Regions from separate parts of the Homo sapiens genome. Here regions 1 and 3 are each linked to region 2. The links are chromatin loops, found by intact Hi-C in ENCODE. Cell type or tissue: heart right ventricle. All regions are shown on one strand.

Evidence for each region. Hi-C counts contacts between places; a loop is a spot of excess contacts. Peaks named below come from ENCODE experiments on the same cell type or tissue, not always from the same donor. Only the 100,000 strongest peaks of a DNase experiment are listed, where the experiment ranks them.
Region 1: a loop joins it to region 2, with 1.9 times the contacts of the local background. A loop is called at or near these places in 2 of 110 quality-filtered maps.
Region 3: it touches region 2 in a loop (3-fold over the local background); 4 of 110 quality-filtered maps call a loop at or near these places.

Annotation. Positions count from the first base shown.
Region 1 is chr4:118,811,870-118,819,869 of GRCh38, reverse strand. SEC24D (SEC24 homolog D, COPII component) reads left to right here. Exons shown (of 23, transcript NM_014822.4): 4 at 2,458-2,606; 5 at 4,144-4,419; 6 at 4,715-4,842. Among named protein-coding and RNA genes, the nearest start is that of SEC24D, 20 kb to the left of the region's middle. In heart right ventricle, no CTCF peak of the experiment used is centred here; no DNase peak of the experiment used is centred here.
Region 2 is chr4:118,737,587-118,745,586 of GRCh38, reverse strand. It overlaps SEC24D (SEC24 homolog D, COPII component), which reads left to right. Exons shown (of 23, transcript NM_014822.4): 14 at 527-643; 15 at 1,429-1,599; 16 at 4,550-4,646; 17 at 4,779-4,924; 18 at 6,300-6,438; 19 at 7,208-7,326. Among named protein-coding and RNA genes, the nearest start is that of METTL14, 56 kb to the right of the region's middle. In heart right ventricle, CTCF peaks have their summits at 4,313 and 4,516 (motif pointing left); no DNase peak of the experiment used is centred here; H3K4me3 peaks cover 876 bases; H3K27ac peaks cover 4,476 bases.
Region 3 is chr4:119,141,300-119,149,299 of GRCh38, reverse strand. The region is part of intron 2 of MYOZ2 (myozenin 2); the gene reads right to left. LOC105379404 (a long non-coding RNA gene) reads left to right here. Exons shown (of 2, transcript XR_001741421.2): 2 at 1-3,049. Among named protein-coding and RNA genes, the nearest start is that of MYOZ2, 9.5 kb to the right of the region's middle. In heart right ventricle, no CTCF peak of the experiment used is centred here; no DNase peak of the experiment used is centred here; H3K4me3 peaks cover 7,479 bases; H3K27ac peaks cover 4,121 bases.

The DNA of each region.
Region 1 (8,000 bases), 74 kb before region 2:
TTAACCTTTGTTAAGTTAAAAAAAATACTTGAAGCTGCTTGTGTTATAACTCCTGTTTGAAATATATTTTGTCCTACCTGTATTGTAAAAACAAAAAATGATTCACAGAACTGTATATTTAAAAGTACTAGCATTTATGAAACACCTTTGAAAATGTTTTGGGGAGGTTTTTTCTCCATATAAATGCAACATCCCCAGTTTCTGCTTATCAAATCCAACATCTGTAACCATACCTCATTGCATCCATGAATATATTCTATAGTACATGTATATTCTGCCTGTGTGTAATTACTTCATTTATTCCCTATGACAAACTTTTTTTTTTTTTTTTTTTTTTTTGAGACGGGGTCTCCCTGTGTTGCCCAGGCTGGAGTGCAGTGGCGCGATCTTGGCTCACTGCAAGCTCCGCCTCCCAGGTTCACGCCATTCTCCTGCCTCAGGCTCCCAAGTAGCTGGGACTACAGGCGCCCACCACCACGCCCGGCTAATTTTTTGTATTTTTAATAGAGACGGGGTTTCACCGTGTTAGCCAGGATGGTCTCGATCTCCTGACCTCGTGATCCGCCCTCCTCGGCCTCCCAAAGTGCTGGAATTACAAGCATGAGCCACCACGCCCCGCAGACAAAGTTTTTTTAAAAGACGAAAAAGTATTATTTCTTAAAAAGAAGAAATGTTTTCGTCTTAGGAAACAATGGATTTACAAAACAGACCTTTAATGTAATTCTTGAAATCATTTTTTAGTGATCACAACATATTTTAAATGTGTCATGCAGGACTAGAATTATATTTTTTGTGCTTGTGTTTCACCAGTGTCATTAATTGATTAGAGATATAAAGAAAACTTTTACTGTGAAAAGTTAATGTTTGTATTTTCTATCTTTTATTCATTTTCTTCCAAAAAGTATTTAAGTCAAAGGGTGCTTAGCCTAACTGTGTTGGGCTTTTTGAAAAGTTTGACAGGAGAGAAATTGGATAGTTTTGTTTAACAGTATTTTTGGGTTACAATGTTATTCATTCCATTATTTCTAGCCAATTTTCTGCTATAGGATAGCTTGTACTTGTGCGTACAATGGAAAGAATGGAAAGACCATTTTCTTTTTTTTTTTTCTTGCAACATGTATTTTATTAGGCAGCCTTTCTGTATCATTACAGAAGAGTCCTAAATTATAAAGTCAATTCCGGCTACCGATAAAACATAGACTGCAGAAATAAGCTGTTCAGAGGTATGAGTGGAAAAGAGCATTTTCATCACTCACCTATTTATCTCAAAGTGTGAGATACTATTCTGCAAATATGCTTAATGTCATGCACTCAGAGTAATGGTTGGAAGGTTAATTTTCTGTTTTGTTTATAATAATTATTCAATTTAAACATATGGAGAAAAATGACAAGATAAAATTAGTGTGATGCTTTGAATAGTGCACTCACTGAAGACCTGGAAAAACGCTGGTCCTAGTGTTGTCACAAATAAATTGTGGGACTTCAGGCAAGCACTGGCTTCCCTCAGGCTCTGCTCCTAACCTCTCAATGGCAGTAGGGGGCAGAAGGCAAGACATGGGCCATGGGGAAATAGTTTCCAGTTTTCAGATAGAGAAATTGAAATCAGAGTATACCATTTGGGAAAACTTAATTTAAAATTTAAAATTCATAAGAATTTATAATGTGACTCTCAGGCAGGCTTTAATCGCATTTGGCAGATTAACCATGCTAGGCACATTGTCCAGATAGCGGCCATTGTTTAATGCAGAACAAGAAAAAATAAACGTCTAATAAGTTCAAGCTAAATCAAAGGTAAAGCATGATGTAATTTTTAGATTTTTTTTTTTTCTCTTTGGGACAGGGTCTGGCTCTGTTGCCCAGGCTAGAGTGCAGTGGTGCAGTCTCAGCTCACTGTAGTCTTGACCTCCTGGACTCAAGTGATCATCTTACTTCAACCGCCCAAGTAGCGCCACCACTCCTGGCTAATTTTTTATTTTATTTTGTTTTATTTTTTGTAGAGAAGGGGGTCTCACTATGTTGCCCAGGCTGGTCTTGAATTCCTGGGCTCAAATTGTCCTCCCACCTCAGCCTCCCAAAGTGCTAGGATAATAGGCATGAGCCGCTGCTCCTGGCTGTATTGTTTTCTTGATTTTCATTCTGTTGATGATTAACTTTAGTATAGATAAGGCTCTGGTTGGCTCAGTTTCCCAAATTGATTTCCAGAACTGGTTTTATGCTCACATTAGGATTTTTTTTTTCTGTCTTGGCATGTTCAGCATGTGAGCATAAATATAAGATGATGCTACATGATCATATTGAGTTCATGTCAAGCTTAATTAAAGATTTAGTATATAATATCAGTCATTTTCCTAGGCCTACTAGACAGGCTTAATTTAATTTTACAAGCTATTAACATTATTGTACGCCATTTGCTTGAGACGCTGTGATATTGTTTGACATCCTGTTTTCCTCTCTCAGATTTCCAGGCCCTCCACCTGTCAACAATGTGGCATCCTCACATGCACCATACCAACCCTCTGCACAATCTTCTTATCCAGGTCCTATATCCACTTCATCTGTCACCCAGCTGGGCAGCCAGCTCAGTGCTATGCAAATCAACAGCTATGGTAATAGTTTTATTATTAGTGTTTATTGACTGCCTTGTGTCCTGGTCATTTTTAATGAGAGAGGTTTTCTTCATTTTTAAAATAGATGTAACTAGGGCATACTGTGTTGAAGTAGTATTTGGACATTTTTAATAATAAAGCATCTATCTTATGTATGGCTATAGTTAATTGTTTTCTTGATCATGCTGCCACTTATTTCAAGGTAATTGAAGGACCCTCAGAATACCTTCCATTCAATGATTGAACAATAAGAAAAGACAAAAAATGCTGATTTCACAAATAAACATTAGAATAGTGAAATTATTTTAAGAAATAAATAAGGATAATTTAAACCTTGTATTGTTTATGATGGGGCCCCCAAATCAGAAATATAGTACTCATTGTTTCACAGTGCATTTTAATTATGTGTTTAGATCATGGAAAGAGTGGAAGCTCAGATGTTGTGAGGCAGAAAAGAGAAGATAGGAGAGGAAAGAGTCACAGTACTGAGATTTACATCAACAGAAATGCTGTATATCCTGTGAGTCATGGAAAGCTCCACTGTAATGACAGCACAGTCGGCCATTTATCTAGATGAAGAATGTTTCCATGTTACTTAAAATTAGTTTTCTGAAGTATCATTAAAACCCCTCTATTTTCTGTCTTTTACTCATTTCAAAATGGATAAGTCTCCAAAGAAGCAACCCAGTTTCCCATAATCAGAGAAAGGAAAACATAATCTGGTTTTACAGCTATTTCCAATATGATTGGAGAGCATGTTGGTGGCCCTTCTCTTGTCTCTGGTTATTTCTACCTAATTCTGAAATTTGTTTGGTCAAGTCACGCACAGGATGCAAATAATTTATTGAATGTGCAATTTACCTGAGTAATGCTTGTTATGTAATAGAATTTTTATATGATTTTCTAGATTTGTACCAGATACAGATGCTTTAATTAATGCATATATCATGTAATTACACAACTGAGTTAAAATTTATTCTATGAATTCCCTTACTTAAATTATAAATGTTGCTTTTACCTTTTAAAAATTTTCCAGGCCAGGCATGGTGGCTCACACCTATAATCCCAGCACTTTGGGATGCCAAGGAGGAAGTATTGCTTGAGCCCAGGAGTTTGAGACCAGCCTGAGCAATATCACGAGACCCCAACTCTACAAAAAAAAAAAAAAAAAAAAATGAACTTGGCGTGGTGGTGTGTGCCTGTAGTCTCAGTTACTTGGGAGGCTGAGGTGGGAGGATCACTGGAGCCCAGGATGTTGAGGCTACAGTGGTCCATTATCTTGCCATTGTATTGCAGCCTCAGTGACAGAGCAAGACCCTGTCCTTAAAAAAAAGAAAAAATCCCAGTTGTATAAAATAGCGTTTGTTCTATTTTCTGAATGAAGATTTCAATTTGTGGCAAAAAACCCAAACATGTGTTTCTAAGGGTGTCCTCTTGCTTTATGTCAGGAAAACAAACATCTCTGTCATGTACTTTGCAGAAGTCAGAGAGTTGAGAAATGTGGTATTTAAGTGGGCTGGTCTCCTTTCTCACACAGGTTCAGGCATGGCTCCTCCAAGCCAGGGACCCCCTGGCCCTCTGTCAGCCACATCATTGCAGACTCCTCCACGACCTCCACAGCCTTCCATTTTGCAGCCTGGATCTCAAGTTCTTCCACCACCACCCACCACACTCAATGGTCCTGGTGCCTCACCTTTGCCTCTACCAATGTACAGACCAGATGGGCTCTCTGGGCCTCCTCCTCCAAATGCCCAGTACCAGCCCCCACCTCTTCCAGGCCAGACCTTGGGTGCTGGATATCCTCCGCAGCAGGGTAAGGCGGACAGGGTGCAGGGGAAGGCTTTGTGTTACCCAGGGGAACCCTTAACTGAAAATCAGCTTTGTTCCTATGTTACTAGGTATCTGTCACTTACTTTTAAGAAATGGTAGTTTTTGAAGAGTTTTGGCAAGAGCAAAGAAATGGGGAACCACACTCATACTTGACTCCTTGCTTTTTTTAATAAGATGAAAAATACAACATGCTTGACTGAACAGCATAATATCGTCAACAAGTCTTACATGCTGGATTTGGGATGATAGTCATTTCTCTTTAAATTTTTTCCAAGCAGCCAACTCTGGTCCCCAGATGGCAGGCGCACAACTGTCTTACCCAGGAGGCTTCCCTGGAGGTCCTGCACAGATGGCTGGTCCGCCACAGCCCCAGAAGAAGCTGGATCCTGACTCTATCCCTAGCCCAGTAAGTACTCTTCTCACTCTCACAGTCTCACTCACAAAGGAGCATTAATTTTTCTCAGCAACTCATCAGTTTGTTAGCATTTATCCTGTTCATTAGCATAGAAGTTAGGAGATACTCATCACATAGAGGGAAGGCTTCCTTCCTTATATGCATGTATGGGGGAAAGCATGCTAGGGTTATGGGCATACTAAAGGTCTCCATGAAAGAGCAGCCTGTGCTGATTTTTTTTTTCTTTTTTTTTGGTGTCATATAAACTTGGCAGTGTCTACAATGTTTACATTGACATATTTTGGCAGTATCGCTATCTAATGAGTAATTAACAGACTATATCCTATAGAAATATGCTATTTTAGATAACTAAAGGATCCTTTTCAATAAGAGAAACCCATAGAGACTGAAAGTATATTTTACATCTTGCACAATAAAAAAACAAATTTTTTTTAATGTAAAGTTAGAACTAAACTCTTCACTCAAGTGATTTCTTTGGAGGGTTACTCTTTAATAATTTTATCAGTCAAGCTTTGCAAGGCCATTCTGCATAGCAAACAATCCCCAACTTTGCTTACAACTGCAAAGATGTATTTATCACTCAGTTTACATGTAGGCTGTGGCAGCTGCAGATTGGATTTAGGCTCTGCTTCATCCGTCCTTATCATTCCAAAATCCAGCGTGAAGAGGCAAACACTACTGAGGACATGCTATTTTGTGGCATAGGGAGGAAACAGAGCTGGCCAAAATGTGCAACAGCTCTTAAAGCTTCCACTCATGTGTGGCATGTGTCATAACCACTCATGTGCCCTTGGCTGAAGCAAGTCATAAAACAAAGCCCAATGTCACTGAGACAGGGAAGCTGCCAATCTTATGGCATTGGGATGTAAAATCCTTTTGGAATAATAACGAAATTGGCTACAGTTTATTTTGTGTCTTTGAATAGGTTCGATAAACATAAGTACTTGAAGAATTAGAAATAAAGGAGCAGGAAAAGCTACCATATTAGCTAACTTATGCTGTGTAACCAACTGCTACAAAACAGTAGCTTAGCACTACTGTTTATTAATACTCATGACCCAGTGGGTTCCCGGTTTTTCTAATCTGGGCCAGGTTCATCTGATTTTGGCTGAGCTTGCTCATGCATCTGGGGTCAGCTGGAGGCTTGGCTAGAGTGTGGATGGTTTAGGATAATGTATTAGTTTCCTGTGGCTGCTGTAACAAATTACCACAAATCAGGTGACTAAAAACAACAGAAATGTATTCTCTCACAGTTCTGGGGACCAAAAGTCCAAAATCAATATGTTGGCAAGTGCTGTGGTTTGAACATTTGTCTTCTCCAAAACTCATGTTGAAACTTAATCTCCAGTGTGGCAGTGTTGAGAGATGATTGGGTCGTAAGGGCTCTGCCCTTGTGAATGGATTAATCCGTTCATGGATTAGTGGGTTAATGGATTAATAGGTTATCATGGGAGTGGAACTGGTGGCCTTATAAGAAGAAGAAAAGAGACCTGAGCTAGCACGCTCAGCCCCTTTGCCATGTCATGCTCTGTGCCGCTTTGGGATTCTGCAGAGTCTCCACCAGAAGAAGGCTGTCACCACATGTGGCCCCTCAACCTGGGACGTCTTAGCCTCCATAGCTATAAGAAATAAATGTCTTTTCTTTATAAATTACTGTTTCAGGTGTTATAAGCAATGAAAAACGGACTAAGCAGGGCTGTGCTGCCCCTGAAGGCTGTAGAGGAGAATCTGTTCCTAGGCTCTTTCAGCTTCTGGTGGCTCCAGGTCTTCCTTGGCTTGTGACCATGTGACTCCAGTCTCTGCTTCTGTGGTCACATTGAGTCCTCCTTCTCTTTGTGTCTTCTTCTCTGGGTGTCTGTCTCAAAATTCCTCTGCCTCTTTCTTATACATGTGATTCCATTCAGGGCCAGGATAAGCTCCTCCTCTGAAGATCCTTAACTTAATAAAATTATTTTGCCATATGAGGTAATGAAATGGAAAAGGTTCCCTCGTGCCCCTTGGAGGGCATGCAGTGGGGGTGTGGCTCGCTTCTTCAGTGCTCCAAAGCTCAAATCTCTAGGGGAGGATACAGATGGGCAGGCTGTGGGGCTCCGACTCCCATGGCAGTGTCTAGGGGTGAATGTTTACAGCTGAAGTCCCAGTGGGCGTGTGTTACAGGGTGCTCTTTTAGTTTGCCGTCTATAGGTGACTTGTATTAACCAGCTCAATTAGACCCCTTCCTTATCACAAGGACAGAGGGATTTCTGTATCCCAGGTTTTTGCCTTGCTGTACTGGAAGAATTGGATCACACATGGGCTTGGAGAATGAGTGCAAGGTTTTATTGAGTAGAAGTAGCTCTCAGCAGGTGGGGGAGCCAGAGGGAGATGATTTTCCTCTGGAGTCCCACCACTCAGTGGCCCTGGGTCTCCGACTGCCCCGGCCAAACTCCGCCTCTTCCCATGTCTGTCAGTGTGCTCTTCCACTGGCATTCTCCCTCCACGTCCTCTCGCTGTCCAGCTGCTTGTATCTTTATCCGCTGATGTGCTCCTCTCCACGTCTGGCTGCCTTTGTGTCTCCCCACTAGGAACTCAGGTTTTTATAGGCCCAGGATGGGGGTATGGCGGGCCAGGGTGGTTTTGGAAAATGCAACATTTGGGCACGGAAGGATGAGTGCCTGTCCTCACCTAGGTCCATGGGGGTAGAGCCCTAACCAGGGACCCACCTTTCTCTACCCAGCACTTCCCTGCCCGCCTCCCATATCAGTAATATTCACAGATTTCAGAGATTAGGACATGGACATATCTTTCTGAGGGCCACCACTCTGCCCATCATAGATAGTGTCAATTGTGTGTCTTGTGTTTGGTACCCATCTGTTGATGAGGAATGACCAGGCCACATTGTCAAGTACGGTATACTGGGTTTGTTCATGGGGTGGCAGACATCCAAAAGGGAAGGTAGGAGTGTACGTGGCCTTTTGAAGCTTAGGCTTGGAACTGGCACATCGCTACTTCTGCTACATTTTCTTGGCCAAAGCAAGTCCCAAGACTGCCTCAGATTCAAAAATGGACTTTGCCTCTTGATGGGAGGAGGGGCAAGGCAACATTGAAAAGAGCATTGATACAGGGAAGTGTAGATAATTTTGGCTATTTTTGTAATCTGTCACTTATTC
Region 2 (8,000 bases):
ATGCCTCATAGCTGGTTCCTGTTGTCTACTGTTGCCACACCACCACTACGTTCTTATGCATTCTTCCTCAAAATACCACTGTAGCTTTAATCCATGTTTACTGAAGATTTGAAATAAGAACTTCTCTGGCATCACCATCCTGGGAATTCTACCATCTACTTTACATTATGGGATTTACCTGGTCCTGAAAGACTATACTGTAGGCTAAATAAGAAAGTATTTCGTCGTAACACATCATTTTAATAGTTTTTTTAAAGTGTTATGATACACAGACCTATCTTTAAATGTTGGCTCTCTTTCATTTACAAATTTTATGACTTTTGGCTTGTCCTCTCTCAGCCTCAGTTTTCTAATCTGTAAAATAGAATAGTACCTGCCCAAGGACACAAAGGTTATTATGAGGATTAAATTAAATGAATATAGTGCTTAGCTCATAGAAAGAACTTATATTTTATTTTCTGATTCTCTTAAAATGTTCCTACTCACGGCATTTTCTGTGGGTTTTTGGGTTTTTTTTTTTTTTTAGGCAGCAGACTGTCCTGGGAAGCTGTTCATCTTCCATTCTTCCTTGCCAACTGCTGAAGCACCAGGGAAGCTCAAAAACAGAGATGACAAAAAACTGGTTAATACAGACAAAGAGAAGGTACTTTGTAACTCTTTGAGTATCCATATGTCAATTATTAAGAGGAGTTAAAGAGGCAGTGTGTTCTTCATGTAAGAAAAAAGGGGAGAAACTAAATCTCATAAATTAAGTCCAGGGCATTGCATATTACAGGAATATTTTGGATTACAGACAACTTAAAATATTTTATATTCCTAGAAAAACCGATGTCTGAAATATGTAAATTAAAATAAGGCCCCAGGCTGGGCGCGGTGGCTCATGCCTGTAATCCCAGCACTTTGGGAGGCCAAGGCAGGTGGATTACGAGGTCAGGAGTTTTACCATGTTAGACAAACTCTTCCCTTGGCGGCAGAGGCCTGAGGCATGAAGCACAGGTGTGGGGTTCTCAAAATATGCCTTCACCTAAAACCTCTGACAGTGTAGCAGTGAGGGGAATGTCTGTGGGAAGGATAAGGCTATGGATATAGGGACCCAACTAGTGGTTACACGGCAACACACAAGTTGCCTCATCTAAGTCTGTAAAGTAAGGGCTGCAGTATCAGCTCCATTAGGATTGATGGAGTATCAAATAAAATTAAACACACAATTATTTCACACAGCACGGACCTGGCACAGACTGGGTGCTCAGCAGGTGGCCACTGCACTGATGATGACCACAGTGTGTTTCTTCAGCCCAGTTCACTTAACGGGAAAATGTCTATTTTTCCATTTTGAAAATTCAATAAGAATTCAATAGAAATTTAAAATTTAAACCAAAAACATTTTGTAATTTTTATTTTTTCTTTTTTTTTGCATCTTTTTTCCAGATACTTTTCCAGCCCCAAACAAATGTCTATGACTCATTGGCCAAGGACTGCGTGGCTCACGGCTGCTCTGTGACACTCTTCCTCTTTCCTAGTCAGTATGTGGACGTGGCCTCGCTGGGGCTGGTTCCTCAGCTCACTGGAGGAACCCTTTACAAATACAACAATTTCCAGGTAAATGCCAGCAATTTGTTCACCTTGGTCTTCTACTCCCATTTTAATTTTGTTGTTTAGATTATAGGTTTAAAAAGCTGTGTTCCCTGGTGGGTAGATGACACATATAAATTCAAGAGCAGATGGAAAACAAAGTATACCGTTGGTCCTTTTTATAAGGAGAGTTCTGCATCTTGGCTTCAACCAACCTCGGATCAAAAATACTCAGAACCAAATATTGCATTATACTGAATATGTACAGACTTTTTTCTTGTCATTATCCCCTATAGGATAACAATTATTTACATAACGTTCACATTGTATTGGGTATTACAAGTAACATAGGCAGGGCACAGTGGCCCAATGCCTGTAATCCCAGTGCTTTGAGAGGTTGAGGTGGGAAGATCACGTGAGGGCGGGAGTTCAAAATCAGCCTGGGCTACATAGCAAGACCCTGTCTCTACAAAAAATTTAAAAATAAGTAACCTACAGGTGATTTAAGGGACACGTAAAATGTGTGTAGGTTATATGCAAATATGCCATTTTATGTCAGGGACTTGAGCATCTGGTGGAGTTTGGTATCTGTGGGAGGTTCTGGATCAAATCCCTCACAGATAACGAGAGACAACTGTGTGTGTGTGTGTGTGTGTGTATATATATATATAGGAACCATATATATTTATGGTTCGGCAATTCCATACTTCCTAAGTGTTTGGTGATAGAATGAGCTCATTCATCCTCAGAGTCAAATATCAATGTGAGCTTTCATAATGGAGAAAAATATATTTTATGTAAAATATACTTAAGATAATGTTTTTAAAAGTGACTGCATATTTGTTTTAAATTATTGGGATTTTAGGGATCAATTCATTACACTTCTCTTTTCCAAGCCTGATTGAGAGAGATATTCAAGAGACAATCAAAATGTCAGCACTATAATGGGCCTGAGTCTGCAGGCAAGTGGGCTTGCTGATTCACCCCTGAATTTCACAAACTTATGCGCCCCGGCACAGAGTGGGCACGATCTGAGTTTCTCCTGTGGACCCCTGTGCCTTGAAAAAAACACTGTATTGAGGGACAGAAAATATGTGCCTCCTGCAGGCAAGCTGCCTTCCTATGGAGAGGACCCAGAAGAGGCTGGGCTGTGCCCACCCAGTTCCTTTTCCCAAACTTATTAATCAGATGAGTCACTCCCCATCACCTAAGGAGAAGGGGTCAGGGGTGTACCTCTAATGTGTGTGCCTGGGCAGGCGTGGAGGCATGGACTGGGAAGGTGTATTCTCCAACATAAATGACAAATGTTAGTCATCATCTGTTTTTATTAATCATCAATAAAATTATGAATAGAGACTAGTTACATATTTCTTTATAAACTAAGGGACTTGATAAGACCAAAGATTGTAAATGAAATAAAATTGAAAAAGCTTTAACAACTCTTTCTAAGACTTCTGGATAAAAGTATGTTTTTTCAGATACACTCTAGAAAATAAACTTTTAATAATCATACAGAATTCTGACCCTTACTGATTCTACCCACATTCTGGGTATTGAGGTACATGAAGCCTACCATGCTAATCAATTTTAGCTCCTTTTCCAGTTAGGGGGATAAATTTCATCAGAAGCTTTCCCCCCCCCACTTTTCCAAAAAGGACTTTATCATCTTCCATTCCTGGCATATGTGAATTGTGCTGGGGTTCTTGCTAGGTCCTTTGCTATGTACTGGTGTGATCATCTACATGGTAGTGACTTGGCTTCAAAGAGCAGCCTACCAAGTGATGTGTAGGCAGGGGGTGCTCTGTGGTGTAATCATCCAGGCTTATTACTTTTTTTTTTCTATTTAAGTTTTTGAGTTACTTGCCAACCCCATGTCATTTCTGATATAAAAGGATATTTACTTGTACCTCAGTGTATCCATAATTATTACTGATTCTTTCAATGTTACTAAAAAAGAAATGTTATAATGCAGCAGAGGAAAAGCCAGTAAGATGTAAACAGGCAGTAAAATATTTTATAATAAAAGAGTGTTAATGTTGCCTATGCTGCCATTCAGTTGTTTGTTTACTCCAGTTGTTGCAAAACTGAATCCTGCCGTAGCATTTCTTTCTTATCTTCAACAATACAAATTTTAATAGTCTTTTCCATTCAATAACATTGTAAGATAAAAATGATGGTCAAGAACTATGCAGGCACCACCCAGTTGTATGTAAGCAACTAAAGGGATTATTGTAAAGATTGTGTCTATGATCTCCCTCTTTCCTTTCCTCCTTCATTCCCTTCGTGTTTGGGACTGGGGGGAAGGGATGAGATGCGTGCGTCAGTGTCTCTCCTATGTGTCAAGTAGTAGTGAGAATTTCCTAAAGAGTTTCACTGACAGATGAGAAGCTTTAGAAGCTCAGCTAGTTTGTTTCCTCTCTTGGGTGACCTCTGAGCTCAGTATTGTGCACATGTGCATATTATATAAATGTTGCTTAGTTGTGGAATGTGGACAGTTTTCAGAAATACGGTGATCGTAGAGTAGTTAACAGGGCTAGGAGAAGGGGTTTCTACTTTCCCTGACATAGCTTCACAAAGCTCTGAATGTGGTCAGACTTAAAAAGCCCCAATTGCAAGGTCTTTCCCTAGCCTCATTAAACGGGTATTATACATTGGGTCTTAACCTTGTCTCTAACCCTAAGCCACTGAGTGGATCACTTATGCTCTCTTAATTTTCCCATTTGCAATTAATAACCGATTTTCTCATCCAAGTGTTAAAATGAAAGAAAATAATAGATGAGATTTTAGTTTCAAAAGTTAAGAAACACTGTCCAAAAATGCTATATTTTCTTTAACCAAAGAAGCATAATATATAATAAAAAAATATGCTAAATCGGGATTTTAAAAATAATTATTATAACTCAGGATTAAAATGAGAACGTTATTTTAAGTATTTTACTGCCATCTGGTGGACATTGATTAGACTTTTATTTTTTAGATGCACTTGGATAGACAACAATTTTTGAACGACCTCAGAAATGATATTGAAAAGAAAATAGGCTTTGATGCTATTATGAGGGTTCGTACCAGCACAGGTAATTATCATTTATACAATTCTTCGGGTCTCTCTTGAATAATTGTTTCTTTTTCAAATTAATAACAGGCCAACAAAGAAAATAACAGTAGAATAAAGACAAGCAAAATTTCCCTTTTTCCCTTATCTTTAGGTTTCAGAGCCACTGATTTCTTTGGTGGAATCTTGATGAACAACACCACCGATGTAGAAATGGCTGCCATCGATTGTGACAAGGCAGTGACCGTGGAGTTCAAGCACGATGACAAACTCAGTGAAGACAGTGGAGCCTTAATCCAGGTGATTGAAAGTGTATTCCCACCTTTCGTTATTTTAGTTTGTTGCCGACAATGATCAGTGGGGAGACTGAAATACCATCAAATGTGTTAGTCTCTTCATAAAAAAATTCAACTCTTTCTCCAAAGTCAAAAGTCAGTAGATTAGAACACTCAGTTGGGAGGTTTCTCCATACTCATTCATATTTGCTACTTATATGAAGTGACAATTATGTGTCATTGCATGCAAGTCCAGCAAATTTGTGGTAAGTATCACAGGCATCAGCAAACTGACTTCCAACGGTATTCACTTCTGTTAGGCTTCAGCACCTATTCACATCTACCATATGAATATTAATTTGCTAGGGCTGCTATAACAAACACTACAGAATAAGCAGCTTAAACAACAGAAATTTATTTTCTCACAGTTCTGGAGGCTGGAATTCCAAGATCAAGGTTTCTGAGGGCCTAGAGGGAAGGATCTGTTCCAGGCCCCTGTCCTTGGTTTGTAGATGGTTTTCTTCTCCCTGTGTCTTCACATCATCTTCCCTCTGTTACATGCCTATATCCAAAGTTTTTCCTCTTATAAGGACACCAGTCATAGTGAATTAGGGTGCACTCTAATGAACTCATTTTAATTAATTTACCTCTTTAAATACCTCATCTCCAAATACTTAGGTACTAGGGGGTTAGGACATTTGAGGAGCCACAGTTCAGCCCGTAATACGATGTTAAGCAAGTGGAATAGGATTTGGCTTTCTTTAAAGTGAAACTAACTAGAAGCCATAGAGACTGAATTAAAACAAGAAAAACTATGACCACTAGATATACATGGTCATAGTTTCCAAACATTGGCATCATCTTTAAAGGATGAAGAGAGGCTGGCATTAGGTTGAAGAAGAACTTTTAACTAAAGTTTATTTTTTAATCACATATATTTGGTGAAATGCTTCTATCTATGCATTCTTCAAATGTATATCATCAGCATAAGACCTAAGTCCATTGTGAAAGCTAGTTGTATGTTTTTAAGAAAGTGAGCCTTGAGTAGGGCTCTGAGCACATGAAGGTATTGTTTCTGCCCCTGGATCCCTGGTAATAAAACATGAGCTATGAAAAATGCAGACTAGTTGTAGAAATGTGAAATAGATATTTACATGTGAATCACTCAACAATTTAAACCAGTGAAGTGCTACATTGAAACCCAGCAAATGAATGGGTCATTATTCTCCCATATTTCCTGTTGTTCATTCTTTAACAATAATAGAAAAAAAACTGTGGAAAAATAGTTAGAGGTCTTTTATCTATCTGTACACAGTGTTTTGTAAATGCAAGTAAGATCAAGTTAGCTTGGGTGGATATGTTAATCAGAAAAACATGTGACCTCAATGTTGCTTCTACAGTGTGCTGTGCTTTACACGACAATCAGTGGTCAAAGAAGACTTCGGATTCACAATCTTGGCTTAAACTGCAGCTCTCAGCTAGCTGATCTTTATAAGAGCTGTGAGACAGATGCTCTTATCAACTTCTTTGCCAAGTCAGGTAACACTTTGCCAATCCTGAGGTTCAGTAAACCTTGCTTAGTAATTCAGTCAAGATTTGTCAGTAGCTAAAAAGCACTGTAGTTTTGCAACCTTATGGTGGGTAAATTCAGAACTAATAAAAGCAAAGGCTGAGAGAGAATAGTCAGCATTCCTAACTCTAAATTAATAAGTGAGGTAACTCAGTTCAGGGTCTGGCTATACAGACTTACTTAAAGTTAACTTCTGGGGTGGCAGTCTGAGTTGAAATTTAGGAATATGATGCTTAGACCCTTATTATGGTACATGATCATGCCCTCTGACACATTGGGTTAATGGACAGAGACGATCTCTAATGTTAGACTAAACTTGCTTATCCATACCATGATAACTATGAAATAGAATGGGCCCAAGGTGGAATTTTCTTTGGCTTTCCTTGAGAAATTCTACACTAAAGTTTGGAAAAGGTAGCAATCCAGCCCGTAAGAATTCAGGACATCAAAAAATGACAAATTGGCCTGTCTTTTTTTCTGTGTGTACAATTCTAATATTCTGAAGGTAAATCTGGCCAATATAACCTTTTGCTGTAGGTAGGCCAATGTTCTCCATTAGTTAGATCATCATATTTAGTCAAGAGGAGACCATTAGCAAATGACTTGAACAGATTTAAATGCTATTATTCTTGCTGGGTGGTCTGAAGATAATAGCAACTTGTTCTTTTTTGTTTGATTATTTGAAGAGATCAGTGTCTGAGCTAAAACTCATGTCCTTTTCATTGTTTTGTGATGTAGCTTTTAAAGCAGTTCTCCACCAGCCTTTGAAGGTCATCCGGGAAATTCTAGTTAATCAGACTGCCCATATGTTGGCATGTTACCGGAAGAATTGTGCAAGTCCTTCTGCAGCAAGCCAGGTGAGCTACCTATTGCACATAGATGTTAAAGTGTTACAAACGACTACTCATTTCTTCAGCACATAGCTATAGAAGGCTTATGATGTTGCAGGCACTTAGATGCTGTTACAGTAAACAGTGTAGCTGAGAAGATTAAGAATGCAATTTGGGGGGGCTGTGGTTTTTTTTTTTATAGCCAACATTTAAAAATGTGAACAAAAAAAATGGATGTGCATATTCAGTTGACAGTCACTACGGTATGTATAAACAAAAGAATGTTATATGTAAGAAGTGTCCTAATATAAACAGGATTCTGTTTTGTATCCAGAGATGGGTATTTTGTTATGAAATGTGTATGCTTAAATACATTTTAGGCATATTAACAAAGTTGACATGAGCTGATGGCAGTAATAACATTTTATAAACAAATATAATTTATAAATATAAATACAGGAATTCTTTACATTTAAAAGTTATTAATAGGTGTGAAGAGTTTTCAAAGAATTGACTCTCTCCATCATCTAGTAATTTGAAATTTTAGAAGATTCTTTGAATAAACCTCATTTAGTCTCTCTCCTATAAAAGGAAAAGCAGAACCTCAAGTCCACATTTATTTTGCATTTGCTCTCTTGTTCACATTCTTCTCTATGTCAATAAAAGTTAGATGGCATTTTTTATAGCTGTGTATCAAATAT
Region 3 (8,000 bases), 400 kb before region 2:
TCAGAGAGACCGAGTGGGAAGTTGGGACTTTCATTCCTTTTGGCCAGTAACTAGCTCCTTGTCTCCGCAGTCTTAGTGAAGACTACGTGGGAGTCTGAACTCCTGTCCTCTCCCAGCAATAACAAAGAGGCTCCCCTCAAGTTTCAGTGGAGCCAAATAGGGAACCCAGACTTCTACATTCACCTGCAGTAATGAGTTGGCACTCCTGCTGGAGCAGTGTCAGATAAGAACAGATGAAAAAGAAGGTTTATTTAAAGAGCAAGCATCTCAGAACATAATGTGAAAATGTCCAGGCTTAAATTGAAAATCACTTATATATATTATGAAAATCACTTATACAAAGAACTAGAAAAATCTCAAACTGAATGAAAAATTAAAAAAAAAATCAAATGCCAACACTGGGATGACTGAGATATTAAAACTATCTGACAAATATTTTAAAGTACCCATAATTTAAAACAATGCTTCAGAAAGCAGTTAGGAAACCACTTGAAACAAATTCTTTAAATGGAAAGGTTTTTTTTTTTTTTGCCAATGACTCCATCAGCAGCAGCAAAAAAAAAAAAAAAAAAAATCTCAGTCGAGAAATAAAAGATATAAAGAACAAAACAAAAATTTTAGAACTCAAAATATAATAACCTGAGTAAAAAGCTCAGTGAATGGGCTCAATAGTAAAATAGAGGGGGCAAATGAGAAAAATCACTTAGCTGTTAGAATAGAATTTCCCCAATAAGACCAACACAGAGAAAAATAGACTTGAAAACAAATGAACGAGGTATTCTTAGGGATTCATGGGACTCTAATAAAAGATATAGCATTCATGTCATTGAAGTTCCAGAAGGAGAGGAAAAATAAGGGGAGGCTGGAAAAGTACTTAAAGAAATCACGGCTGAAAAATGTCCTAAAGTTGACAAGAGATATAAACTTACAGATTCGAGAAGCTAAGAGAACCCTAAACATAATAAACCTGAATAACTCACAACAAGACTTATAATTAAGCTTCTGAAAACTAAAGACAAAGAGAAAATATTGAAAGCCACCAGAGGAAAACAACTTACTTATATAAGGGGAAAATAACTAGAATAATAGTGGATTTCTCATCAGAAACCATGGAGGCCAAAAGGAAGTTGTACCATATTTTTCTAGGTGCTGCAAGAAAAGAATTGTCAACCCAGAATCCCATACCCAGTGAAATATATCCTGCAAGAAATAAAGGGGAACTTGAGACATCCTCAGATGAAGGAAAACTAAGAGAATTTGTTGCCTGAAAGCCTACCCTAAAAGAATGACTAAATGAAGTTTTCTTAAAACAGAAAGGAAACAATAAAAGAAGGAAGCCTGGAACATCAGAGATAAAGAAGGTATATAGTAAGCAGAAATATAGCTATATACAATAGGCTTCCCTTCTCCTCTTGGGCTTTCTAAATTATATTTTATTGTAGAAGCCAAAATTATAATACTGACTGATGTAAATGTATGTAGAAGAAATACTTAAGACAATTATTTTATAAACAGGAGAGGATAAAAAGACATCAAAGTAGATTTTTTTTTTTTTTGAGACAGAGTCTTACTCTGTCACCCAGGCTGGAGTGCAGTGACCCGATCTTGGCTCACTGCAACCTTCGCCTCCCAGGTTCAAGTGATTCTCCTGCCTCAGCCTCCCGAGTAGCTGGGATTACAAGTGCCTGCCACCACCACACCCAGCCAATTTTTGTTTTTTTAGTAGGGACGGGGTTTCTCCACGTTGGCCAGGCTGGTCTCGAACTCCTGACCTCAAGTGATCCGCCCACCTCGGTCTCCCAAAGTGCTGGGATTACAGGCATGAGCCACCGTGCCTGGCCAAAAGTAGATAAATTTTCTATACTTGCACTGGTAAAATGACAACATCAGTAGACTGTGATAAGTTATGCATATATAATGCAATACTTAGAGCAACTCCTGAAAGCTATATGAACAGATACATTTGAAAACACTATACCAAAATGAAACTCTGAAGTAATCTCCAGGAAGGCAGAAAAAAAAAACAGGAATGTAAAACAGAGATGACAAATAGAAAACTAAAAATAAAATTACATACTTAAGCTCTAAGACATTAATAAATTAAATGTAAATAATCTAAATACATCAATTGATGTCAGATTGGATTAAAGGTGAACCAACTATGGTTTGTTGGACGATGCTGCCTACATGAAACTCACTGCCTATGATAACATTATAAGCAAGTGAAAGTAACAGATTGGAAAAATATATATCAAGCAACATCAACCAAATATTACCTGATATTAATATCAGATAAAATCACAGCAACAAAGATTACCAGAAACAGAGGAGGGCATTATATAATGATTAAAGTGCGAATCCACAAAGATTGCCTAGAAATCCCAAATGTACATGCACCAAAAACAGAGCTATAAAATATTTAAAGTAAAAAAGTAGAACTAAAAGGAGAAATAGACAAATCTACAATTATAGTTGGAAACTTCAATCCCCCCATCTCAGCAGATGATAGAACAACTAGGCAGAAGAGCAGTAAGAATATAAAATTCTACAATATTAGCAACGAATAGGACTTAATTGACATTTATATTTTATTCAACAACAATAGAACACACATTTCTTTCAAGTGCCAGTGGAATATATATCAAGATAGACCATATCCTGGGCTATAAAATAAACCTCAACAAATTAAAATGGTTAAATTATTCAGATTGTTAGCGCTGATCACAATAAAACCGAACTAGAAATTAGTAACAGAATGATAACAGGAAAATCTCCAAACACTTGGAAACTAATCAACATACTTCTAAATAGTTCATGGGACAAAAAGGAAGTCTCAAAGGAAATTAAAAATTCAGTGAACTAAACGAATTTGAAAATACAGCATATCAAAATTTATGGGAAACAGTCAACACAGTGCTGAGAGGAATATTTATAGCACTAAATGCACAGTTAAAAAAGAAAAAAGTATCAAATCAATAAATAAGTGTCTACCCCAAAAAATCTAAAAAAAAAAGATGAACAAAATAAACTCAAAGCAAGCAGAACGAAAGAAATAGTAAAGATAAGAGCAGAAACCAGTGAAATAAAAAACAGAAAAACAACAGAGAAAATCAATGAAGTATGGAGCTGGTTTTTAAAAGATCAGTAAAATTGATAAATCTCTAGTAAGATTAACATGGAAAATATAGAGAAGACACAAATTAACAATATTAGGAACAAAATCAGAGATATCATTACAGACACTGCAGATAGCAAACAGATAATAAGAATATTAATACTACAAACAATTCTACATATAAATTCACATAAACTTGAGCACTTAGAAAAAATTGACCAGTTCCTCAAAAAGCACAAATTACCTCAGTTCACCCAACATGAAATGAGTACTTGATTAATTATATAACTATTCAGGCAATTCAATTTATAGTCTAAAAATCTCCTCACCCCACAAAAGGCTTCAGACTTAAATCATTTCACTGGAGAATTCTACCAAATATTTAAAGAACAATTATCACCAATGTCACATAATCTCTGCCCCAAAATAGAAGAGAGTTCTTCCTAGTTCATTTCATTAAGGTAATAATACACTGATACCAAAGCCAGAGAAAGACAACACACACAGACAGGCCAGGTGGGATGGCTCACGCCTGTAATCCTAGCAGTTTGGGAGGCCTGAGGCAGGTGTATTGCTTGAGCTCAAGAGTTCAAGACCAGCCTGAGCAACATGGTGAAACCAAGTCTCTACCAAAAACACACACACACACACACACACACACACACACACACACACACAGTTTTAGCTGGGCATGGTGGTGGGTTGGTCCCAGCTACTTGGGAGGCTGAGGTGGAAGGATCAGTTGAGCCTGGGAGGTGGTTGCAGTGAGCTGAGATCAGGCCACTGCACTCCAACATGGGAGACAGAGTGAGACCCTATCTCAAAAAAAAAAAAAAAAAAAAAAAACCACACACGCACACAGAAAAAATTACAAAACAATATCCCATATCCCACATACACGTAGAAGCAAAATCCTTAACATATTATTAGCAAATATAATTAAGCAATATATGAAAAGAATTTTATATCATGAGCCAGTGGGGTTTAATCCAGGGAGGCAAGGCTGTTTCACTATTCAAAGATCAATCAATGTAATTCACTATGTTAATAGGCTAAGGAAGAAAAATCACATTACTGTATCTTTGAGATCTAGAGCTAGGCAAAGATTCACCATGTTAATGGGCTAAGGAAGAAAAATCACTTTAGTATATCTTTGGGACCTAGGGCTAGGCAAAGAGTTGCTAAACAACACCAAAATCATGATCCATAAAAGGAATAATTGATAAACTGGACATCATCAAAATGAAAAACTTTTGCTCTGAGACAGACCCTACTAAGAGGATGAAAAGACAAGCTACAGAATGGGAAACAATATTTTCAAAACATGTAACCTTGAAAACAGTCTAGCATAAATACAGAACTATCAAAATTCACTATTAAAAAAGCAAACAATCCAATTAGAATGTGGGCCAAAACATGAAGAGGCATTTCAACTGAAGAAGATATACAGATGGCAAATAAGCATTTGAAAAGATGGTAAACATCATCAGTCACTAGGGAAATGCAAATTAAAATCACAATGATATATCACTATACACCTATCAGAATGTCTTTAATGAAAAATGATGACAGCACCATTTGCTGGTGAGGATGTGGAGAAACTGGGTCACTCATACATAGCTGCTGAAGATATAAAATGGTACAGACACTCTAGAAAACAATTTAATAAATTCTGTTATAAACTGAATGCAGAACTACCCTGCAATACTGGACATTTATCCCAGTGAAATGAAAACTTGTGTTCTTGAAAAATCATATACCCAAATGTTCATAGCATCTTCCTTCTTGATAATCAAAAACTGAAAACAACCCAGATGTACTTCAATGGGTAAACTATTAAAAACACTGTGGTCCATCCACAGCATGGTATTCAGCAACAAAAGGGAACAAATCATTGAGAACAAGACCCGGGTGAATCTCTAGAGAATTACACTGAATGAAAAAGCCATTCCCAAAAGGTTATATGCTGTATGATTCCATTTGTATATCATTCTTGAAATTACAGAAAAATTATAGAAATGGAGAGCAGAATAGTGATTGGTCAGGGTTTAAGGAGAGATGGGGCCTAGAGAGAAGTGGGTATGGCTATGAAAGGGCAACATGAGGGACCCTTATGGGAATGGAAATATTATGTCTCTTGACTGTATCAATGTCAATATTCTGGTTGTGATATTGTACTATAGTTTTGCTCGATGTTACCACTGGGAAAGGGCACATGGGATAGCCCTGTATTACATCTTAACAACTGCAGGTGAAACTATGATTATCTAAAAAAAACTCAAAATAAAAAATTTAATTAAGAGCTATCAAGCCATGAAAAGACATGAAGGATTCTTAAATGTATATTTCTAAGTAAAAGAAGCCAGTCGGAAAAATCTACTTACTGTATGATTCCAGCTATTTGACATTCTGGAAAAGACAAAACTAGAAGGTAGCATAAAGATCAGTAGTTGCCAGGGACTTGGAAGGAGGTAGAGAGAGACGGATGAATAAGTGGAGCATAGAGGATTTTTAGGGCCGAGAAACTATCCTGTGTGATGCTGTAATGGCAGATATACGACACTGCATTTGTGAAAGCCCGTAGAACTGCGTAACACAAAGAGTGAATCCTAATGTAAACTATGGACTTTAGTTAATGCTGTGGTTTGAATGTCTGTCCTTTCCAAAGCTCATGTTGAAATTTAATTGCCAGGCCAGGCGCGGTGGCTCACGCCTATAATCCCAGCACTTTGGGAGGCCCAGGTGGGCAGATCATGAGGTCAGGAGTTCGAGACCAGCCTGGCCAATGTGGTGAAACCGCATCTCTACTAAAAATACAAAAATTAGCCATGTGTGGTGGTGTGCACCTGTAATCCCAGCTACTCGGGAGGCTGAAGCAGGAGAATCGCTTGAACCTGGGAGGCAGAGGTTGCAGTGAGCTGAGATCAGGCCACTGCACTCCAGCCTAGGTGACAGAGCAAGACTCCATCTCAAAAAAAAAAAGAAAAAAGAAAGAAAGAAATTTAATTGCCATTGTAACAGTATTAAGAGCTCAGACCTTTAAAAGGTAATTAAGCCATGAGTACCCCACCCTCATGGGTGGGATTTGTGACCTTATAAAAAGATGAATTCAGCCCCCTTTTCTCTCTTGTCCTCTGCCATTTGATGACTCAGCAAAAAGACCCTCCCTTGATGCTGGCACCTTAATATTGGACTCCCTGGCCTCTGGAACCATGAACAATGTCTTTCATTATAAACTACCCAATCTCAGGTATTCTGTTATAGCAGCACAAAATGGAGTGCAACAGTTATCAATATTGGTTCATCAGTTGTTACAAATACACACTGATGCAAGATGCTAATAATAGAGGAAACAGCAGCGGGGAAGAAGTTTATACAGCAACTCATCGTACTTTCTCCCTCACTTTCCTGCAAGTCTAAAACTCTAAAAAATAAAGTCTATTATTAAAATGTTTAAAAATTTTTATACTTCTTCCTAATGCAATGCAGAACAGCTTTGTCTGGCTCTCTAGTATCCCCAAACAAAACAAAGCAAAATGCTGCACTTCACAGTCCCCAGGAATGGTAGAAATAGCCTATGGAAAAGGCATAAGAAAAACAGAGCAGAGTACATGAGGGTATTTTGCAACAATTTCCCGGGAGTTGCTCGTCAGCTTTGCTGAGTTCTACAGGGAATATTCACCCTTGCTTATTTGCAAGTGTTTGGAGTCTCTGTCACTATGTGTTTGGACCATGGAAGGATGAGCAAGTTTATTTTTTAGTGTGTCTATGAATATCCCTCAACATACTAGACAATGTGATGGGGATGCGATATTTCAACTTTTTGATTCTGGATTCAAAATAGCAAGTTCAATTTAGATTATAAAAGATAGAAGAGACGTTACGCTCTTGAGGTTATTTATATCCATTGTAACTGTATAGGGAAAATATGTAATGTTCTACTACTGCATATCTGTTTCCAGCTCTGCATTTAGTGCTTCCATGGTGGTAGCTTGAATTTGGCCATGGTGGAAGCATTTATACCACAGAAATTTGCAAATTCTACAAATCAAAACATCCCTACTGCTGCCCCATTCAAGAAGCAATTGTTAAATATATAATAGCATACTAATGGGCACATCCATCAGTGTCAGGGATGTATTGCATAAACAAATAAAACACACAAACAAAATTTTCCAAGGTTTTCTTCCCTTCCCTTCCCTTCTAATAGTTAAATTTATGATGTCACTGGAGCAAGGGTTTCAGAACCATTTGTGAGTTAAGGAATCTAATGCATGATCACTCTCATTACTTAAACTTTCAGAGTCAAGAACGCTGTCAGCTGAGCACACAGATTCTAAGTTCAGCTGTTGCCTGCCCTTCGCTGCAAACCCTTGCACAGGTTCTTAACGGTGTGTTTAATCTTGATGCTTGATAAATGATATGTTTTATTTAGAATACATATCCTTGCCTTCATGGCTTAGAAGGTTGTCTTTGTGGCATTAGATCATCTATTAAAAATAAGGCCGGGCATGGTGGTTCATGCCTGTAATCCCAGCACTTTGGGAGGCTGAGGCAGGTGGATCACCTGAGGTCAGGAGTTTGAGATCAGCCCTGCCAACATGGCAAAATGTCTCTACTAAAAAAATACAAAAATTAGCCAAGCGTAGTGGCAGGCACCTGTAATTCCAGCTACTCGGGAGGCTGAGGCAGGAGAATCACTTGAACTCAGGAAGTGGAGGTTGCAGTGAGCGGAGATTGCACCACTGCACTCCAGCCTGGGCAACAGAGCAAGACTCCATCTCAAAAAAAAGAAAGAAAGAAAGAAAGAAAATAATATGGTTAGGTGTACTTTCTTATTGGTGTCATTTATACTGAGAACTTCAGTTAGATGAGTTAATCTAAT